Regions from separate parts of the Homo sapiens genome. Here region 2 is linked to region 1. Evidence: read pairs that join two places in POLR2A ChIA-PET (ENCODE). Cell type or tissue: Panc1. All regions are shown on one strand. Links, peaks and the distances in the headings refer to the core of each region. The heading gives the core; the rest is flanking DNA.

Region 1 (4,393 bases), core at 268-4,267:
CCACTGTCCCCTCCCTAAGGGGGTACAATTCAGCTCTTTTGCCCTAAAGAGCATTTGGATGGAAAGTTTGAGATGTCCTAACAGTTGAGTGCTACTATAATGTTTATTTCATGGGGGATGAGGAGGTGGGGAAGGAGGGGTGGAAACAGGCGGGAAGGAGGGGTGGAAACAGGCTGGGAGGAGGGGCCAGAGGGTACCTACAAAAGCTATATATTATCCTTTATTTTGCTTGACCAAAGCAACCAACAAAATGTAACTCCAGGTTTCTAAGAGCTAATTTTAGAATACTTATTAAGATTCCTCCCCATTCCCTCAGCACCCTATCAAATACTAAGACTGGCACTATATTAATACAGGTGACATCAAAGGACTATAATCCATCTATCTTTTTGACCCTTGGCCCATTTGCCTTATTCAGAACAGCAAAGTTGTGGTTATCGGATGCCACCAAGTGCATCTGATGCTATGTCCCCAAAAGCTCCTCTACAATTGTGTCCATTGGCACCACTGGTCTTGTTGGTAATCACAGTGGGAAAAGCCCCTGATGAGCTGGATGTCACTTTATTGCTAACAACCTCTTTCTCCCTCAAATTCTTGTTTACCCTCAAAAGTGACTCTCTACATTGGCGTTGACTTTGGGAAAATGCCCTGAGCTGTAGGTACTCTTAAGAGTTGTGCACTTTTCAGAATGTACATTATCCTTCAAGAGATTGTTTATTTAAAAAATGTATTTATAAATGAGATTAGACTGTAATATCACTGACGACTAAACAGTGGTCATTATTTTAGAGTGTTGCAGTCAGCGCTAACCTTTTTTTTTTGTGCATCGATTTTTCCAGTGTTCTGAGATCTTGTTACTGGTGGCGAATCCATACAGGTCTGCAGCAACCTCAATTCTTGCCTCTTCAGAACACAGAATTCAACCAAGGGACCTAAGGCAGAAGGAGAGACCAAGGCAAGTTTAGAGCTGGAGTGAAAATTTCTTGAAAAGTTTTAGGATAGGAGTGAAAGGAAGTTAAGTACACTTGGGAGAGGGCCAAGAGGGCGGCTTGAGAGACCAAGTGCATTGTTTGACCTTTGACTTGGGGTTTAATACTTCAGCATGCTTCCAGGGGCTTGCGGTCCTTCTCCTCTGATTCTTCCCTTGGGTGGGCTGTCCGCATGCGCGGTGGCCTGCCAGCGCTCAGGAGGGGCCTCAAGTGCAGTGCGTTTACCAAAATTGTGCACAAGCTCACTTGAGGCGCTCTTTCCTTACCAGTCGAGTGTTACTAGAGGAAGGTCGTATACCAGTTAAACTCCACCAGTTTGCCTCTTAGTGTGCGTGCTTAGCCTACTCGCCCACCTCCTGAGATCTTATCGGGAAGCTGCTCATCACCAGTTTCAGGTATTTTCTGTCTATTGGGAGACAACATTTCCCAGGCACTTGCTACAACCAATTATTATTCTAGACAGTTAACAACTGCCTGACCATCACTAGATGGTCGCCTGACATTCCTGGTGTGTGCAGGGGGCCCTCTCCTGCCCTGCTTGTGTCTGACTAGCTACCTACTGTAACAATCTCATGAAATAACTTTTGTCAAACAACTGGAACAATTTATCGTAGATGGAAATACCTATTACTGTCTACAGCTTGTCAGGGATGGGTGCATGTGTTTGAAACTCAGAGAGGATGTTTTACCTCAGGAGATTACCTAATGATGTATAAACCCTTTTACTCACATGGCCTAGTGATATGATTTCATAGTCTAAGATTTTCAATGAGTTAAAAAAGCTGATGCATTTTATTTTGTCTTCCATGAATCCTTGCTTCTCTAGCATATAGATTTTTTTTTTTTTTAGCTCATGTAAGAACAGGGGTCGGGTGCAGTGGCTCATGCCTGTAATCCGAGCACTTTGGGAGGCCGAGATGGGCGGATCACCTGAGGTCAGGAGTTCGAAACCGGCCTGGCCAACATGGTGAAACCCCGTCTCTACTAAAAATATAAAAATTAGCCAGGCGTGGTGGTGCACGCCTGTAATCCCAGCTATCCGGGAGGCCGAGGCAGGAGAATTGCTTGAACTTGGAAGGCAGAGGTTGCAGTGAGCAGAGATCATGCCACTGTACTCCAGCCTATGCAAGAGAGTGAGGAAAAAAAAAAAAAAAAGAATTGGGGCTGGACACAGTAGCTCTGTCTTGGAAAAAAGCTCTGTCTTGGGAAAAAAAAAAAAAAAGAAGAAGAATTGGGGCTGGACACAGTAGCTCATGCCTGTAATCCCTGTACTTTGGAAGGCCGAGGTGGGCGGATCACTTGAGCTCAGGAATTTGAGACTAGCCTGGGCAATATGGTGAAACCCCGTCTCTACTAAAAATACAAAAATTGGCCAGTTGCGGTGGCTCACGCCTGTAATCCCAGCACTTTGGGAGGCCGAGGTGGGTGGATCACGAGGTCAGGAGTTCAAAACCAGCCTGGCCAAGATGATGAAACCCCATCTCTACTAAAAATACAAAAATTAGCTGGGTGTGGTGGCAGGGGGCCTGTAATCCCAGCTACTCCGGAGGCTGAGGCAGAGAATTGCTTGAACCTAGGAGGCGGAGGTTGCAGTGAGCCGAGATCATGCCACTGCACTCCAGCCTGGGTGACAGAGCGAGACTTGGTCTCAAAAAAAAAAAAAAAAAATTAGCTGGGCATGGTGCCATGTAGCTGTGGTCCCAGCTACTCAGGAGGCTGAGGTGGGAGGATTGCTTGAGCTGGGGAGGTGGGGGTTACAGTGAGTGGAGATCATGCCATAGCACTCCAGCCTGGGTGACGGAGTGAGACCCCATCTCCAAAAAAAAAAAAAAAAAAAAAATAGAAAAGAAAAATAATTGGGGCTTAAAACTTTGGGTCTCTGTTTTCAGTGTTCAAAAAGTCTCTGGATTCATTGATGCTAATGAGGTTGATGAACATTTCAGAACCTGTCTGTTCCTTCTGTTTTATGATCGTGACTGAGTTTTCTGGAGCTGTCAGGTAGGAGCTAGGCCACACATCTGGGGCTCGGCACCAGAAAAGGTAGGCTGGAATTGCAGGAAGACAGGAGAAGCTACTGGTTCTTTGCTGAGAATGTTAGAGCCGTGTTCTCTCCGGGTTAGAGAGCACAGGATGAGCGCTGTGCCTGGGTACCAGTCATTCTGTGAGGAAATGATGGGACAGCCCTCTGCCTCTTCCCTTCCTGCAGCACAGGCAGGGATATAATCCATAATTAATGGTCATTCCTCAGGAATGGAGTTCAAGGAGCCTGTCTTTCCCGTCCCCATATTCCCCCTTAAAGAGTGGCCCATTGTTGACAGCCATATCTGAGACTGTTTAGGCAGCATCTCCAGACCTTTGCACACACTATTTATTCATTTATCAGGAATGCCCACTCTTCTATCTGCTTGGCAAACTTCTCTTTCCCTTCAAGACCCAGCTCAGGCACAACATTCCCTATCCCCCGATTAACCTCTGCACCCTGCTTTAAGCCCAACATTTGGCACAAAGCAGGTGTCCAATGAATGCATGACACATGCATGCACTTTCAGGAAAGAAGACATGGCATGCAGAAAGAGTGGGCTTTGGCAACTGGAGAAAGCTCAGTTTGAATTCTAGACCTGAAATTTACCAACTGTGAGACCTTAAGTGGCTTAACCTCCCTGTGTCTCCATGTAATCATTCATGAAATGGTAACAGCAATATTTATCCCCATAGACTTAATAAAGGTAAGATCATTTTGTGAATGTTAAAGCACTATACAAAAGTAAGAAACAGCAAGCACTTACTGTGTTCTTGCTATATGCAATGCACTTTCACTGATCTCATTTAGCTCCACAATAAAAATGAGATGAATAGTAACATTCTAATTTTACAAAAAAGCAAAAGGAGAGTCAAAGAGGTAAAGGGACTGGCCCAGCAGATGGCAGGCCCAGACTCGCTCTCAGGTTCCTCCCACTCCAAGTCCTATGCTCCTTGTGCACAAGGGTGGAACACACTCTGCCTGGTGCGCTACAGGAAAGAGCACAATGATCTGAGATGATGAGCCCAGCAGCTCATCTACAGTTGGGTGTAGCTATAGGGCTGACAATCCAACTCTCGCTTATGAATTATTCAAGTCTTAACCCCATCGGACCTCTAAACACACCAAGTATAACTGTTGATCTCAAATTTCACAAATAGTTCTTTTCCCTCTCCTAAAGGATTCCACATGTATCTCAATGCCACAAAGGTGTTTCCTGCTCAAATTAGGCTACTTCCCAATAGGACTGAGTTCACTTTTTTTTTTTTTTTTTTTTTTTGAGATGGAGTCTCTCTCTGTCCCCAGGCTGGAGAGCAGTGGCGCAATCTCGGCTCACTGCAACCTCTGCCTGCCGGGTTCAAGCGATTCTCCTGCGTCAGCCTCC
Region 2 (4,393 bases), core at 252-4,251, 110 kb after region 1:
TTCATGGGCTCATCCACCCATTCATTGCGCGTTTTTTGAGTGCCTGATCCTGTGCTCCCTATTGTGGAGGTTCGCCAGGAAACGGGGTCTCACCCTCCGAGGCAAAGTCACCAGTGTACAACACAAGCCAGTGTCAGATGGGGGCCCCAAGTCATCAAAGACATTAGGGCTGGAAAAACTGGCGGGGAAAGCTGCAGGTGGGACGGCGGGAATCAACCCGGGTGCTCTGGAAGGAATGGGATGTCATCAGGCGGCAGAGAAGGGAGGTGGAGGACCGAGCTGGGTTTATTCAGGGCACCATCCCCCAGCAGAGGATGTGGGGAGGGACCGGTTGAAGTACAGCCTTGAATCACAAATTTAGGAATTTGAATTCGCTCTGTCACTCGGAGAAGAAACTATTGAAAGTTCTTGACAAAGGGAGATAAGCGATTTAAGTGGTATCCTGAATAATCGGTTGATCGTTACTTTGGCACTAGGGTGAAAGTAGAGACAGGTAAGTTATTAGAGGACCAAGTCTAAAACATTGAAATGAAAGAAGGAGCAAATCCTGATTATAAGATTGGCATTGAAGAGGAGAAGAAACGAAGTTAAAATTGAGTTCAAGGGTTTGCACTTGGAGGACTGGAAAACCAGTACTGCCTTTTGACGTCAGGGAAGAGGATCTGGGACAGCTGGAGTTGGATATGTTTGATGTCAGACCTATCAGCGGTCAACAGGACGTCCCCGTTTCCTGTCAGCAGCTAAAAGTAACGACCTTGAACCTAGTTTATAATAATTTTTCAGAAAACAGCAAATTCTGTATAAAATTTAGGGGGCATGAGTTCTGAACCAGCAAAGACAGGAAGAAAAAGCAAAGGAAACATGCCTTCTAAGCAAAACACTTTTGATTTACTCATGAGAACTTGTCTTTTTCTTTTGAATTCATTCGCCATCAGAAATAACATTTATTACCCATCAGAGACAGCATGTGTTCTACAAGTATTCATTCATTTTGCACTCACAGTAACCCTAGGAAACAGACCTTCCCTGTTTTACAGAGAAGGGGCATAGAGGCCCAGAGAGGTTAAGTCATGTTGCTAAGGTCATGCAGCTGGGAGCCGGTAAGTGACCCTAGGTGTTCCAGCTGCAAGGACCCCACTTATAACCACTGCATTAAGTGCCCTCTGTTTACTACCTTTTACTGCAGCCTGCAGTCTGTTGTCAAATATGGTGCTTTTCCTTCAGTTCCCTCCCAACAATACAGCACTGTGAGCCCCCAGCCTGCTCCCCAGAAGCACTTCTGACTCTACTCTATGCCATCTGTGTTTCTGACTATTTCTGGGCTTCTGGGCCCCAGCACTGCCTGTTTCAGCTGCTACAGGATCTCTGTATGGAGATTCTTCTCTATCTTCACCCGCACGTGACACGGGCCCCACGACTTCCCCATGCCCTGTGGTTGAGGGAAACCCCAAGCTCAGTAGGCCTTTTTTGGCCTGTGCCTTCAACACTCCTCCTTCAAAAAACCCCACCCCAGCCTCTGTCACACATCAGAGCTGTCTCTGAAGCTGTAGTCTGTGCCTGGAATGCTCTTACCCTTCTCACGAATTCTCTCCCTTTTTGGTACTCAGGCAGCTTCTGAAACTCCTATTGGTCCATCCATGGGACTTTCCTCAGCAACTACAGGAGGAGAGCAGTTCTCTACTTTGCTGGTTCAGCACAGCCTGAATCCAACCTGGCTGAGGTCAAGGCTCTCCATTTACTGGCTGTATAAGCACGGGCAGGTTTCTAAGCTTCAATATCCTTGTCACTTGTATGGGATGTTCATAGTTAAAATCGAAGGATTGTCGTGAGGATTAGATAAGGTGATTCATTAAATGCTCCTAGCTGGGCACAAAGTAAGTATTCCGTTAATATCAAACCATCGTTGTTACCTAAATGTACAGTTTTCGTGATTCTTATTATGTCAATATTTACTGAGAATCTACCATGAGCCAGATTCTATACTAGAAATTCAAAATGCCAAGACCGTTAAGGCACAGTCCTTTCTTTGAGAAGCTCACAATCTATCAGGGAGACAAACACAACAATAACAGTGCGATGCTTTAAGAAATACACAAACCAACAAGAGATATCGCTTGTTGAATGCTGCTTCTGCTAGATGCTTAATGTAGCATTCAATTTAATACTAATAACTGCACAAGCTAGTAGCCCTATGTAGTGAAAACAAGGTTTGCAATGATTAGATAACTTGCCCAGTTTTACACAGGTAGTGAAAGAGCTAGGATTTGAATCCAGTTTGTCCGACACCAAAGCTATTATTCTTTCTGCCGCGCCATCCTGCCCATCTATGGAAGGAAAGGTTTCTCCCTTTATTTCCACCCACAAGATCTATTTGCTCCATTGTTTATACATAATGCTCACGATCTATCTGTGCATGCTTGTGCTCCTTTATTTCATCAGTATCTCTTGGCCTGAGTAAGTCCAGTATATACGGTAAATTCTCTGTCATTTACTATTTATAGCCCTGCACTCGCCTCACATTGCCCAGTCCTTGTAGGACGTAATATTGATGCTGTGTCTCCTACTAGGACAGTGTGTCCCTGTCACTCCTTTAGAATTAGTAGTTCCAAACACATTCATCATCGAATACTTACTTTTATATTGTGCTCTGGACATTTTCTAAGTGTATATAATAATTCGGTCTTTTTCTCTAGTCATTTCGTATGTTTTTCGGGGATAAGAGCTCATTGGGGGCAAGGCCCATGTGCTTTATTTGTTTTCCTGACTTCGCAGAGCCTAGCCCAATGCTGCATACACATTAATAATGTGCACAGTTCTTAACCATTTAAGAACTCACTGATATGTTTAAGAATCATCTGATATCTGCAGTACCAATGGTACCCATAATTCTGTAATATACCAGCTTTAAAAAAAAATGAAACCTTGCTCTTTTGAGATTTATACTCTTTTCTTGATGGCTGTCATCCTGATGAGGCAGAAACACAAAATTTAAGAAGCAGGTCTCAGGCTGTGTGTCTATAAGAAGCCACGGTAACTTTTCTTTTTTTGTGTGTTTGATTTTTGAGATGGAGTCTCCCTCAGTCACCCAGGCTGGAGTGCGGTGGCGTGATCTCGGCTCACTGCCACCTCCACCTCCCAGTTTCAGGTGATTCTCCTGCCTCAGTCTCCTGAGTAGCTGGGATTACAGGCATGCCACCACGCCCGACTAATTTTTGTATTTCTAGTAGAGATGGGATTTCATCATGTTGGCCAGGCTGGTCTCGAAGTCCTGACCTCAGGTGATCCTCCTGCCTCAGCCTCCCAAAGTGCTGGGATTACAGTTGTGAGCCACCACACCCGGCCCCAAGGTAACTCTTCTCTCTGACGATTCAGACAAAAGTCCAGGCAGCTGAGTGGGAAAATAGCTCAATTGGCTATTGCTCTGAAGGAGGCATTTGTTCTAATCTCACTCTCCTGTGAGGATTGGTAACTGACCATGTATGGCCATGGAGCTTTCTTTTATTTTCCAGATGTCATATAGATGTGAATGTATTAGTGTTCCAATTCCAGGGAATTCGCCTAATTCATGAATTTTTTTTTTAATTTTATTTGAGACGGAGTCTCGCTCTGTTGCCCAGCGTGGAGTGCACTGGCGCGATCTCGGCTCACTGCAAACTCCGCCTCCTGGGTTCACGCCATTCTCCTGCCTCAGCCTACCGAGTAGCTGGGACTACAGGCGCCCGCCACCACGCCCGGCCAATTTTTTTTTTTTTTTTTTTTTTTTTTTTTTGTATTTTTAGTAGAGACGGGGTTTCACCATGTTAGCCAGGATGGTCTTGATATCCTGACCTCGTGATCCGCCCACCTCGGCCTCCCAAAGTGCTGCAATTACAGTCGTGAGCCACCGAGCCCGGCCAATTCATGAGTATTTTAAACAACCCACACTCAATTGTGATCTCAGATAAAAATGACACCCTTGGCCGGGGGCGGTGGCTCAAGCCTGTAATCCCAGCACTTTGGGAGGCCGAGGCGGGCGGATCACGAGGTCATGTGATCGAGATCATCCTGGCTAACACGGTGAAACCCCGCCTCTACTAAAAAAATACAAAAAATTAGCCAGGCGTGGTGGCGGGCGCCTGTAGTCCCAGCTACTCGGGAGGCTGAGGCAGGAGAATGGCATGAACCCGGGAGGCGGAGCTTGCAGTGAGCCTAGATCGCGCCACTGAACTCCAACCTGGGCGACAGAGCGAGACTCTGTCTCAAAAAACAAAACAAAACAAAACAAAACAAAAAAACACTCTGACAAAGGATGAGAGTGAAGCAGGATTTGGTGTTCACTTTATTCTGTTTTCAAAGGCGATTAGGATAAAAAGTACCTTGGGAAAACACAATTATGTCCACCTATGTTTGGGAA

What was found. ChIA-PET counts read pairs that join two places held together with the same protein. Peaks named below come from ENCODE experiments on the same cell type or tissue, not always from the same donor. Only the 100,000 strongest peaks of a DNase experiment are listed, where the experiment ranks them.
Region 2: POLR2A ChIA-PET joins it to region 1 with 12 read pairs; 2 of 35 experiments call an interaction of 5 or more read pairs at or near these places.

The regions. Positions count from the first base shown.
Region 1 is chr1:235,957,072-235,961,464 of GRCh38, forward strand. It overlaps LINC02768 (long intergenic non-protein coding RNA 2768), which reads right to left. Exons shown (of 3, transcript NR_183724.1): 2 at 811-932. It overlaps LOC105373215 (a long non-coding RNA gene), which reads left to right. Exons shown (of 5, transcript XR_002958490.2): 5 at 840-1,871. Among named protein-coding and RNA genes, the nearest start is that of LINC02768, 13 kb to the right of the region's middle. In Panc1, for the core only: no CTCF peak of the experiment used is centred there; no DNase peak of the experiment used is centred there.
Region 2 is chr1:236,065,583-236,069,975 of GRCh38, forward strand. No RefSeq gene overlaps it. Among named protein-coding and RNA genes, the nearest start is that of NID1, 2.7 kb to the left of the region's middle. In Panc1, for the core only: no CTCF peak of the experiment used is centred there; a DNase peak (open chromatin) is centred at 2,519; H3K4me3 peaks cover 297 bases; H3K27ac peaks cover 322 bases.